Regions from separate parts of the Homo sapiens genome. Here region 2 is linked to region 1. Evidence: chromatin contacts called from ENCODE Hi-C or POLR2A ChIA-PET data. All regions are on one chromosome and are shown on one strand. Each heading gives the region's core, a stretch centred on a gene start or an enhancer-like site at or near the end of the contact. The rest is flanking DNA. Distances are from core to core; before and after follow the strand shown.

What was found. A loop is a pair of places that touch in the nucleus more often than their neighbours do. ChIA-PET counts read pairs that join two places held with the same protein, here RNA polymerase II (POLR2A). Pooled maps may share reads with other maps.
Region 2: a loop to region 1 is called in a map with no recorded cell type, with 7 times the contacts of the local background. The contact joins two enhancer-like sites. A Hi-C loop is called at or near these places in 5 of 37 single-sample maps with no recorded cell type and 5 of 50 pooled maps. POLR2A ChIA-PET finds 5 or more read pairs at or near these places in 9 of 52 experiments (AG04449, AG04450, GM12878 and 6 more).

What each region holds. Positions count from the first base shown.
Region 1 is chr20:53,724,344-53,731,182 of GRCh38, forward strand. No RefSeq gene overlaps it. Among named protein-coding and RNA genes, the nearest start is that of ZNF217, 130 kb to the left of the region's middle. RefSeq lists enhancers at 1-996, 997-1,994, 4,209-4,709, 5,110-5,159, 5,440-5,539. Within about 2 kb of position 4,946, at least 4 of the 41 ENCODE cell types and tissues checked have a DNase peak (open chromatin) inside an H3K27ac peak, as active enhancers do; they include GM12878 and OCI-LY7, where a contact is called at or near this core.
Region 2 is chr20:53,890,991-53,897,093 of GRCh38, forward strand. No RefSeq gene overlaps it. Among named protein-coding and RNA genes, the nearest start is that of BCAS1-AS1, 21 kb to the right of the region's middle. Within about 2 kb of position 2,846, at least 7 of the 41 ENCODE cell types and tissues checked have a DNase peak (open chromatin) inside an H3K27ac peak, as active enhancers do; they include GM12878 and OCI-LY7, where a contact is called at or near this core.

The DNA of each region.
Region 1 (6,839 bases), core at 3,696-6,195:
GACTCAAGGGATCTGCCCACCTCAGTCTCCCAAAGTGCTGGAATTACAGCTGTGAGCCGATGTGCCTGGCCAGGAAGAATTTAAAATCAGTGATGGCATGTAAATATTTTTCTTGTTCTTTTTTTTTTTTTTTTTGAGATAGAGTTTTTGCTCTTCATACCCAGGCTGGAGTGCAATGGCACAATCTTGGCCCACTTCAACCTCTGTCTCCTGGGTTCAAGCGATTCTAAAATATTTGAGGTGCCCGCCACCATGCCTGGCTAATTTTTTGTATTTAGTAGAGACAGAGGTTCACCATGTTGGCCAGGCTGGTCTCGAACTCCTGACCTCAGGTTATCCAACTGCCTCAGCCTCCCAAAGTGCTGGGATTACAAGCATGAGCCACTGTGCCGGCCATATTTTTTTTTTTCTTTCTTTTCTTTTCTATTTTATTTTATTTTATTTTATTTTGAGACAGAGCCTCACTCTGTTGCCCAGGCTGGAGTGCAGTGGCAGATCTCGGCTCACTGCAAGCTTCGCCTCCCGGGTTCAAGTGATTCTCCTGCCTCAGCCTCCCGAGTAGCTGGGATTACAGGCGCCCACAACCACGCCCGGTGTATTTTTATTAGAGACGAGGTTTCACCATATTGGCCAGGCTGGTCTCGAACTCCTCCTGATCTCAAGTGATCCGCCCGCCTTACCCTCCCAAAGTGCTGGGATTACAGGCATGAGCCACCGCGCCCGGCCCGGCCATATTTTTCATCTCCTCTTCCGGATCTCCTCTCCGACCCTGCCCTCCGGCCTCCGTGGTGGCCTTCCCTGGACGGTATTCACACGTTCCCCTACTCTATAGTTTCCAGTTGGGTTTAGCCAACGGGAGACACCTGGAGGAGATGGAGGGAGGAGAAAGGGAGGTTGGAGCATGTATTTCCCTGGCGCCCTCTCTGCTAGGTTGCCCCAGGTTGGCTGCATCTCTCTCCTGAAGGTCACAGTCCTGGTCAGGTCGCTTTCTCTACAGCTGTGTTCTTCAGATTCTGGGAACCACACCTACCTTTGCCTTTCTGGCCTGGGGGCAAGAATGGCTCTCTGCTGCTGCGATTAGCCTCAGGGCGTTCACTACTTCTTGCTCCTCTCTCTCTCTCTCTTTTTTTTTTTTTGAGACAGAGTTTCGCTCTTGTTGCCCAGGCTGGAGTGCAATGGCGCAATCTCGGCTCACCACAACCTCCGCCTCCTGGGTTCAAGCGATTCCCCTGCCTCAGCCTCCGGAGTACCTGGGATTACAAGCATGTGCCACCACGCCAGGCTAATTTTGCATTTTTGGTAGAGACGGGGTTTCTCCATGTTCGTCAGGCTGGTCTCGAAGTCCCAACCTCAGGTGATCCGCCCACCTTGGCCTCCCAAAGTGCTGGGATTGCAGGCGTGAGCCACCGCGCCCTGCCTAATGCTAACTCTATTTTAAGGGGGCATCTGTTTCCTGCTGGGATCCTCACTGGCAAACTCAAATGCCCACCAGGGCAGGATACGGGTAAAGTGGTCGAAGTGTAATGCAATAGGGAGGGGTGGTGACTGGTGAACTGGAGAGCCCTGAAATGGGCACCTGCTACTATAGGCTCCAGCTGCTGGTGCCCTTTGAGAGTATGATTCTAGCATTAATTTTTCCTTTTTTTTTTTTTGAGATGGAGTCTCGCTCTGTCACCCTGGCTAGAGTGCAGTGGTGTGATCTCGGCTCACTGCAACCTCCGCCTCTTGGGTTCAAGTGAGTCTCCTCTACCATTAACTTTTCTAATTAAAAAAATTTTTAAACTTTTTCTAATTTTTTCTATGTAAGCTGAAAGTATACATTTTATTAGAAGAACTTTCCACATTTATAAAAACATTCTCTGGGCCAAAGAGCATGTGCTTGAATTTGACCTGTGGCTGACACTGCTATAAGGGCAACAGCCCTGGTAGTCAGAGAATGAGTTAAACTATGATAATATTAAGTATTGTCACCTTGTGCAGACACAGCATGCATTATTTCATTTAATCGTTAGGACAATATCAACTTGAGGGAGGTTATATTGCTATTATATAGATGAGATCCCTATTATATAGTTAAGAAAACTTTTTTTTTTTTTGAGATGGAGTTTCCCTCTGTTGCCCAGGCTGGAATACAGTGGTGCAATCTCGGCTCACTGCAACCTTTGCCTCCTGGGTTCAAGTGATTCTCCTGCCTCAGCCTCCCGAGTAGCTGGAATTCCAGGCACCCCCCTGCCACACCCAGGTAATTTTTGACTGGGTTTCACCATGTTGGCCAGGCTGGTCTCGAACTCCTGACCTCAAGTGATCCCCCGCCTTGGCCTCCCAAAGTGCTGGGATTACAGGTGTGCGCCACCACGCAAGGTGAGAAAACTCTTTAAACAGTTTCAAGGAGGTTAAATGCTTCAACTAAGGTTGCCTCTGGATAAGAATCCCCAGTAGGATTCTGGAGCCTGGGAACTTCAGCTGAGACTCTCTGCTACCTTCTTGGCTGAGTTCTTGAGTGGGGCACTGGGCTTCGGACTGTGATCATCTCCCTGCCTGCTGCACAGACAAAATCAATCCACTCAGACCATGGCACGACAATAAAGAAAGAGTTTAATTAATCCAAGTCCAGCTATGCCATGCGGGAGATGGAGTTACTACTCAAATCAGTCTCCCTGAAGGCTTGGAGCTTAGGGTTTTTCTGGACAATTTGATGGGCAGGGGGCTAGGGAATAACTGCTGCTGATTCGTTGGGGAAGCAATCATAGGGGTGTGCAGAACTTGCTGTTGGGTGGAGCCATAGGACCAGTTGAGCCATGAGTCACGAGTCCTCTTGGGTTCAATCTGAACAAAAATCTAAAAAAAAAAAAAAAAAAAAAAAACACTGGGTGCGGTGGCTTATGCCTGTAATCCCAACACTTTGGGAGGCTGAAGCAGGTGGATCAGTTGAGGTCAGGAGTTGGAGACCAGCCTGGCCAACATGATGAATCCTTGTCTCTACTAAAAACACAAAAATTAGCCAGGCGTGGTGGTGGGTGCCTGTAATCCCAGCTACTTGGGATGCTGAGGCACGAGAATTGCTTGACCCTGGGAGGCGGAGGTTGCAGTGAGTTGAGATTGCGCCATTGCACTCCAGCCTGGGGGACAGAGACTCTGTCTCACAAAACAAAACAAAACAAAACAAAACAAAACAAAACAAAACAAAACAAGTGCAGTTTTGTTGCATGGATATATTGCATAATGGTGAAGTCTGGACTTGTGGTGTAGCCATAACCTGAATAATGTACATTAAACTTATTAATTTTTTTAATAATTTTTTTTAGAGACAGGGTCTTGCCATGTTGCCCAGGCTGGTCTCCAACTCCTAGGATCAAGTGATCCTCCCACCTCAGCCTCCCAAGGTGCTGGAATTACAGGCGCGAGCACCATGCCTGAACACATTAAACTCATTAAATAATTTATCATCTCTCATCGCCCCCACTCCCCTCACCCATCTGAGCCCCCAGTCTATTATGCCACACTCTGTGTCCATATTTATTTATTTATTTAGAGGCAGAATCTAGTTATGTTGCCCAGGCTGGACTCAGACTCTTGGACTCAAGCCATCCTCCTGCCTCAGCCTCCTGAGTAGCTGGGACTACAGACGTGAGCCACCTCACGCAGCATAAGAAAACCCCAATTTTGTTTCAAGTGAGAAAATATTCAGACCCAAAGAATTAGGATTGGTCTAAGTATGAGGTGACAAGCATGGAGAAGAAAAGTCAACCTGTGAACAAGGGTAGAGCAGAGAAGGAGATCAGGTCTATACCACATGGTTCCTTCAGTCTTCTTGCCGTGTGAGGTAATGAAAGGTGTTTCTTGCTTAAGCTATTGTTAGTCGGATAAGCAGTGAATTCCTGCTGCAAGGATTCCTAACTGCAACATATGCAATGGAGTTATATTAGATAAGGAGAAAAAAAATAATAGGAGAAGACAGAGGGCAGATAGAAGAAAGTAATTAAAACCAGCAGTCAGGCATTTTGGAATTCAGACCTCATTATTTTCATTTTCCAGATGAGAAAACTAAGGTTCCAGAGAAATGAACATAACTTGTTCAACATCTTAAAACTAGTCACCAGCAGACCTGGAATTCAAACCCAGATCTATTGGATACCAAAGACTGGTTTGAACAACTATATGTAATGCTTTGTATTGGGGTGTGTGTGTGTGTGTGTGTGTATGTGTGTGTAAGGGAGAGAGTGAGAGCTAGAGAGAGAGAGAGAGGGAGAACTAATGGTCACTGTTTGCTATGTGTCTGGTTATGTGCTTTACACTTTTGGCATATTGCTTTTCATTCTTAAATACAGCTTCAAATTTAGTTGTCATCTTCCTCATAATTTTATAAGAAAACGGAAATTCAAAAAGTTGAGTGACTTTAATAATTGAATATTGCCCAAAAGAAAAAAGGAAATTCTCTATGCCACCTGAGGTAGATCTAAAGAATTTTTCCCATCTCTATGTGCAGTGTATCTTTGTAGACCCTCCCATGAAGAAGTGGGGTCACTTTTTTTTTTTTTTTGAGACAGTGTCTCGCTCTGTCACCCAGGTTGGAGTGCAGTGGCACGATCTCGGCTCACTGCAAGCTCTGCCTCCCAGGTTCATGCCATTCTCCTGCCTCAGCCTCCTGAGTAGCTGGGACTACAGGCACCCACCACCACGCCCAGCTAATTTTTTGTATTTTTAGTAGAGACGGGGTTTCTCCATGTTGGCCAGGCTGGTCTTGAACTCCCGACCTCAGGTGATCTGCCCGCCTCAGCCTCCCAAAGTGCTGGGATTACAGCCATGAGCCACTGCGCCCAGCCAGAGTCACTTTTTTACCCTTTGAATCTGGGCTGAGCCATGTGATTTGTTTTGGCCAATATGTCATTAGCAAATGTTGGGGGAAACAGAGGCTTCCAAAGTACTTGTAAGCAGTACTTTGCTCTTTGGGAATTTTTACTGTCAAAGTAAGCTCTGCCGGGCGTGGTGGCTCACGCCTGTAATCCCAGCACTTTGGGAGGCCGAGGTGGGTGGATCACTCGAGGTCAGGAGTTCAAGACCGGCCTGGCCAACATGGTGAAACCCCATCTCTACCAAAAATACAAAAATTAGCTGGGCATGGTGGCAGGTGCCTGTAATCCCAACTACTTGGGAGAATGAGGCAGGAGAATCCCTTGAGCCCAGGAAGCGGAGGTTGCAGTGAGCTGAGATTGCATCACTGCACTCCAGCATAAGTGACAAAGTGAGACCCTGTCTCAAAAAAAAAGTACTTGTACCTTGGGGTTTGCCTTCTTACTTCTCCTGGGAACCCTATAACTTCATGTGAAGGAGCTAGCCTGTTGGATGATGACGTCCAGACATGTGACCCAGTTGCTCTTGTTACCCAGGTGATGGCCCCCAACCTCCACACATAGACAGGAAGCCGTCTTAGGATCATCTAGCCACCAGCTGACCACAGACACCTGGGAATACCCAGCAGTGATCATATGAGCTGGCCCAGAAAGGAAGAACCTCTCAGCCCACCTATAAAGTCACGAGCTAAACAAATGGTTGTTTTTAGCCACTAAATGTTGGAGTGGTTTGTTATGTGGCATAACTAATGGATACACTGACTTTCACTATATCAGACAAATATTGCAAATAATTGAGTGAAATGGATAGATATTGAGAATGTTTAATGTAAAGGTTTAAGTTAAATCTATCTTTTATGCAAAATACATGCCCATGTTCTGTTCCCTTTTTCTTTTTCTTTTTTTTTTTTTTGAGATAGAGTCTCGGTCTGCCAGGCTGGAGTGCGGTGGTGCGATCTCGGCTCACTGCAACCTCTGCCTCCCGGGCTCAAGCGATTTTCCTGCCTCAGCCTCCCAAGTAGCTGGGACTACAGGCACATGCCACCATGCCCGGCTAATTTTTGTATTTTTAGTAGACACAGGGTTTCACCATGTTGGTCAGGCTGGTCTCGAACTCCTGACCTCGTGATCCACCCGCCTCAGCCTCCCAAAGTGCTGGGATTATAGGCGTGAGCCACCACACCCGGCCAAACATAACTCTTCTTATAGTTATAATGATTCCGTGAAATAGGTCCTACTACCTCCCTCTTTTTTGTTGTAGTTGATTTTTAATTTTTAAGAGATGAGGTCTCACCATGTTGCCCAGGCTGGACTTGAACTCCCAGGCTCAAGCAATCCTCCCACCTAAACCTCAGGTGATCTGCCTGCCTCGGCCTCCCAAAATGCTGGGATTGCAGGCGTGAGCTACCTCGCCCAGCCTGTTCCCTTTTTCATTAGTGATAAGATCCTTGGCCATTAAAAGTTGTCAGTGAAGAAATATAGTGTCCCAGTGACGAGGAGTATGAAAAATACATTCTATTTTCACATCTTAAATGTCATTAAGATGTTGAAAGTGTTAAATATCAAATTCAAACTCAACTAGGTTTGACCAGCTTGTCCCAGTTTGTCTGGGATTTTTACATTTTAGTACTGAAAGTCCTGTGTCCAAGGAAACCCCTCAGTCCAGGAAAAACTGGGACAGTTGCTCACTGCTATGTTTTGTTTTGTTTTGTTTAAATCAGCCTACATCATGCTTTGATCTGCTGCAGTTTGAACACATTCCCTTTAAAATTTATATGTAGGAGGCCGGGCGCAGTGGCTCATGCCTGTAATCCCAGCACTTTGGGAGGCCAAGGTGGGTGGATCATGAGGTCAGGAGTTTTAGACCAGCGTGGCCAAGATAGTGAAACCCCGTCTCTATTAAAAATACAAAAATTAGCCAGGCATGGTGGCAGGCGCCTTTAACCCCAGCTACTTGGGAGGCTGAGGCAGGAGAATCGCTTGAACCCA
Region 2 (6,103 bases), core at 1,596-4,095, 160 kb after region 1:
CATCACTCCATGAGCCCTTCAATTGCCAGTCTAGAAGGCCATTTCCTGGCCTTGCGAAAAAACGACAGCACCCTCTGCCCAGCCTAGAACATCTTCTACCTGCTGGGCCCTGCTGGTGGCTGGGGCCCATCTGAATGCAATCACTTGTTTGTCCCTGGCCAGGGAGAACATCCTTCCAGCAGCCTTGCCTGGATCTGCTGAGTGAGCACCCAGGCTCCCAACACTGCAGGGGAGGGGGAGAAGCAGAAGCAGTGATTGTCTCTACTTTTATTTTTAGATGATCAGTGAGACAAAGCTGCCTGCATGAGGCAAGTTGTCAAGACCTCTGACTTCCTTATGGATCTGAAGCCAGCTTCTCAGTCTTCTCTCATTGTATCAGTTTCCTATGGCTTAAGGATAACAAATGTCCTTAAGCACTAAGTGGCTTAAAACAACACAAATGCATTAGCTTACAGTTCCAGAGGTCAGAAGTCCAACACAAGTCTCATGCAGCTAAAATCAAGGTTTTGCCAGTTCCTTCTGGATGTACAAGAGGAGAATCTGTTTCCTTGCCTTTTCCAGCCTTAGAGGCTGCCCACATTCCTTGGCTCATGGCCTCTTCTCCACTGAAAGCCAGCAGCGTTGGCTCTCTCTGTGCCTTTCTTCTAGAGTCACATTTCTTTCTGACTACTTGACTGTCTTCTTCTTCCACTTTTAAGGACCTATGAGATTACACTGGGCCACTTGGATAATCCAAGCTGAACTCCTTATTTTAAGGTTAGCTGATGAGTCAAGCTAATTCTGTTTACAATCTTAATTCCCTCTTGCCATGCAAGGGAACACAGTCATAGGTTTTGGGAATTAGGATGTGGATATTTTTAGAGAGCCATTGTTCTGCTGATTGCACTCCCTGATGTTCAAGTCCAACTTTAACTCATAAGCTCCTTACTCTCTTAAAATGGCCCTAGGTTGATAGTTTGGTTCCAAGACTTATAAGGTGTGTGGATAATGGTAACAGCAACAGCAATAATTACAGCAACCATACACCAAGAACATGCTATGAAGCAGGCACAGGAGACACATGATATCATCTGATCCCTGTAGGACCTGATGGAGTAGGCATCATCATCCCTATTATAGATGGGGAAACCGAGGCCTGGGCAGTATAAATAATGAGCCCAAGGTTACTCGGCTTTTAGATGGCAGATTCAAGATTGGAACTATAGCTTGCCTGACTTTAACGACTTCCGTCCTGACAGCAAATGACTAAATAGCAAACCTCTACCCTGTCTCCAAGTCAAGCTTCCTCTGAGCAGAGATTTTAGATGAGGAATAGAGATGATGTCTGTCCAATGCTTAGTGCAAAAGAGAACCCAAGACATGGAAGTTTAGTTAGGTAGCTTAAAAACAATATTATTGGCCTGGCGCAGTGGCTCATGCCTGTAATCCCAGCACTTTGGCAGGCTGAGGTGGGCAGATCACCTAAGGTCAGTAGTTCAAGACCAGCCTGGCCAACATGGTGAAATCTCATCTCTACTAAAAATACAAAAATTAGCTGGGTATGGTGGTGGGTACCTGTAATCCCAGCTACTTGGGAGGCTGAGGCAGGAGAATCACTTGAACCCAGGAGGCAGAGGTTGCAGTGAGCTGTGATTGTGCCACTGCACTCCAGCCTGGGTGACAGGGCAAGACTCTGTCTCAAAAAAATAAAAAATAAAAATAATATTGTTGCCTCTATCTCCCCTTTCCCTTTCCCCTTCTCTTTCCCTCCCCTCCCCTCCCCTCCCCTCCCCTCCCTTCCCCTCCCTTCTCCTCCCCCTCCCTTCCCCTCCCTTCTCCTCCCCCTCCCTTCCCCTCCCCTCTCCCTTCCCCTCCCCTCCCCTCCTCTCCCTGGCATCTTTTAAAGTGGGTGACAATGGGGTAAGGGTTTAGATCTAGGCTCTAAGTTTAGGCTACCCAGGTTCAACTTCTAATATTGTCACATTAGCTGCTTCCACTTGGGTCCACCTCACCCCTGTAAGCCTCAAGTTCCTCCTCATTTGTAAAAATCGTAGTGTGATACTATCTGCCTTGCCAAGTGCTGGGTGGATTAGAAACAATCATGCATGCATAGCACACGGTAAACGATCACTATTAAGCCACTCCCACATGTCCATTATTGAAGCAGGTGGTGTGAACAAGAGAGGCATGTATGGTCTTTGTTCACAAGCATCTCTCCCTCTCTCCCTCAGCCTTTCTTTCTCTGTCTTTTACACACACACACACACACACACACACACACACACACACACCAGTTAATGACATCAAGGGGGAAGTTAGGAAAGATGAAAAATTGGAGACCAAGACGGTCATAACATGGTTCTAATTTGTGGTTAAGAAATTCATGAAGGAATAGGTCAATGTGTACCCAGAGAAAGGAAAGATTCACTTATGAAGAACGTGGGAGTGAATCACAAGACTGTCACTGTCTGCAACCCTTGAAGGGGCCCCTTGACCATCTTGCTGGGCGATTTGAATCACCAGATGTGGTCTACCACAGTGTCTCTCATGCCGCTGCTCACATATGAACTTCATGATTTTTGCCATATCTCTTGCTGCCTTGTTTAGTGTTGACTTAAGATTTTTCTTTCATTATTTGGATATTGACTACACTGACATAAAAAGGAAACTTTATGTCACTATGGTAAATGGGAGGCTGATTTTCTTGCCACAGATAGAAACTGTGAAAAAAATACATACCGTTTTTTTTTTTAAAGAATGCTTTTTTTAAACTTTTTTTTTAGGTTCAGGGGTACACGTGCGGGTTTGTTATATAGGTAAATTGTGTGTCATGGGGTTTTGGTGTACAGATTATTTTGCCACCCAGGTAATAAGTATAGTACGAATAGGTAGTTTTTCCATCCTCTCCCCACCCCACCCTCCACCCTTAAGTATATATGTGTTCATGAAAATACACAACTATTAAAAGTAATACAGCCAGGTGCAGTGGCTCATGCCCGTAACCCCAGCACTTTGGGAGGCCGAGGCGAGCGGATCACCTGAAGTCAGGAGTTTGAGATCAGCCTGGCCAACATGGTGAAACCTCGTCTCTACTAAAAATACCAAAATTAGCCGGGCGTGGTGGCGTGCGTCTGTAATCCCAGCTACTCGGGAGGCTGAAGCAGAAGAATTGCTTGAACCCACGAGGCAGAGGTTGCAGTGAGCCAAGATCGCATCACTGCACTCCAGCCTGGGCAACAGAGCGAGACTCCACCACAAAAAAAAAAAAAAGAAAAAAAAGTAATACATAATGTTGCCGATAGCTCTCTGAATACCCTTCTGTATCCCACCAGTGTTTGGTATAACATACTTCAGGGTGCACCACTCTTGCAGAAAAAGCTGAAAATTCTGTATCTTTAGTTATTTGATTTTTTTTTTGTTTTAGAAATGGGGTCTGGCTCTGTCACCCAGGCTGGAGTGCAATGGTGCCATCATGGCGCACTGCTGCCTGAATGTCCTGCACTCAAGCTATCTTCCTGCCTCAATCTCCCTAGTAGCTGGGACTACAAGGCGTGAGCCAACACGCTGGCTGGATTTCTGCATCTTTAGGTTCTTAATCCTTAACCTTTTTGCTTCTCAGTTTCTCATCATTAGAATGGGGCTGTTTCACTGTGCACAGTGTCTCACACCTGTAATCTCAGCACTTTGGGAAGCCAAGGCGGGAGAATCTCTTGAGGCCAGGAGTTTGAGATCAGCCTGGGCAACAAATCAAGATCTCCATCTCTACAAAAAATTTAGCCAGGCATGGTGGTGTGTGCCTGTAGTCTTAGCTATTGAGGAGGCTGAGGCAGGAAGATCACTTGAGCCCAGGAAGTTGAGACTGCAGTGAGCTGTGACCACACCACTGCACTCCAGCCTCGGCAACAGAGCAAGACCCTGTCTCAAAAAAAAAAAAAAAAAAAAGAGTGAGGATGTTTATAAAAAGAGTCATTATTATTGAGAAATGACTGAGCTGAGCATTTTGCACCCATTCGTTAATATAGCCTTCATAAAGTTTCCATAATGATGTGGTATTATTGAGGTGGTATCTATGAGGCCACCGAGGCACAAAGAGGTAGTTTTGTTCTGTCACACAGCTTGTCACTGCAAGGAGTGCGAACCCAAGACCATCTGAACATGAAGCCTTGACATCCTGCAGTCCTGCCTCTCTGTGCTAGCCACTTCATGGGGGCTGAGAGCAGCCGAATTAACTAACGATGAAGAAGATGCACTGGGGATAAAGAGGAGAGGCTACTTACTGGTGCTTGCCGTGGGCCAGAGACTCCTGGAAGTACTTTTTCTGTATCAACTCATCTCATCCTCATCATAGACGTATAATGGAAGTCTTAGTATTATTCCCATTTTACAAATAAGGATGTTGAGGTACAGAACCTTTAATTAACTTGCATCCAGTAAGTGCTGAACCTGAATTGGAACCTAAGGGGTCTGGTTCCAGAGCCTGTCCCCCAACCTGATAAAGGCATCACACAGATGGTACAACTGTTTATATCATCACCGGTGACAGTTTCAACTCTGCAACTGAAGACTTATCTGTCTGCCTCAGGCTCTTATTTAGCCCCTGCCTGGCCCTACCTTGCTTGATTTCTTTTTTATTATAAGATGGAATTCAGATGACGTGAGCCTTCTAAGGAATTAACTTTGTGGCAGGAAGGTGCTCATTCGTTCATTCACCTAACCAACATAATTGGTGTCTAGCTATGCAAGACACTGCACTGTGTGTCAACAAAACAGGAAAGCGGTTGTGTGTGATGGTTCAGATGGGAGACACAACAACCACACAGACCCAAGATCCACACCCCACATCCATATTCGTTAGCTTGCAGGAGTTCTGGTCTGAACTTCTCCAAGCATCTGTTTCCTCATTCTTATTCCTATAAAATAAGATGACTAAACTTGTCCATAATTTATTTTTTTCCTATAATTTTTTTTTTTTTTTTTGAGATGGAGTCTTGCTCTGTCACCCAGGCTGGAGTGCAGTGGCGTGATCTCGGCTCACTGCAACCTCCACCTCCAGGGTTCAAACAATTCTCCTGCCTCAGCCTCCCAAGTAGCTTGGATTACAGGCAGACACCACCATGCCAAGCTAATTTTATTATTTTTGTAGAAACGGGGTTTCACCATGTTGACCAGGCTGGTCTTGAACTCCTAACCTCAAGTAATTTGCCCATCTTGGCCTCCCAAAGTGCTGGTATTATAGGCGTGAGCCACCGCGCCTGGCCTTTTTCCATAATTTACTTTTTGAAGAGAATGTTCTAGGTGGATGTTTACTGTATACATACCTTCTTAATTGATTGTCTTCTGTTGAGTAGGAGAGTATCGTTATAATTTTCACCTTCCTATCCCCCTGATTATAAAAATAATACAGGCCCACAATCCTGTATCCCCGACCCAGGGGCCAGATGCATTTTGTAAGCCAAATTTTTTGCGCTTTTAGATGCATTTTGTTTACACTAAATGTCAAATAATACATGAATACCTCTTCAGAGAAATGTATGGATAGTCACACCACCTGAGAACATTAAAGACTTCATGGAAACTCAGAAGAATCCATATTTTGCTGGCGAATGAACTGTGTGGATTTTGGAATTATAGGTAAGGGATTATTAATGGGACCTGCATATGCTTGTGGTGGCAAATTTGGAAAAATACAGTGAAGTATTAAAAAGAAAGTAATCACATTAAAAAGAAATAACAATTGGAATTTTCATGTATGTTTTCTAATTCGTTGAATTATTCAACAATATCATTGATCCTCTATTAGATGTTCTAGGGCAGTGGTTTTCAAAGGTGAAATTTTGTCCCCCGAGGGGATTTAGCAATATCTGGAGACATTTTGGTTGTCACATCTAGAGCCAGCTGCTAGTAGGTAGAGTTGGCATTTAGTAGGTAGAGTTGGCATTTAGTAGGTAGAGTTGAGGATGCTGTTAAACATCCTACAATGCATAGAACAGCCTTCACGACAGAGAATTATCCAGCCCCAAATGTCAATAGTGCCATGATTAAGAAGATTAAGAAATCTCGGCTAGACTTTAGACATACAGTAATGAATAAAACAATTAAAAGTTAATATATTTACTATATATTT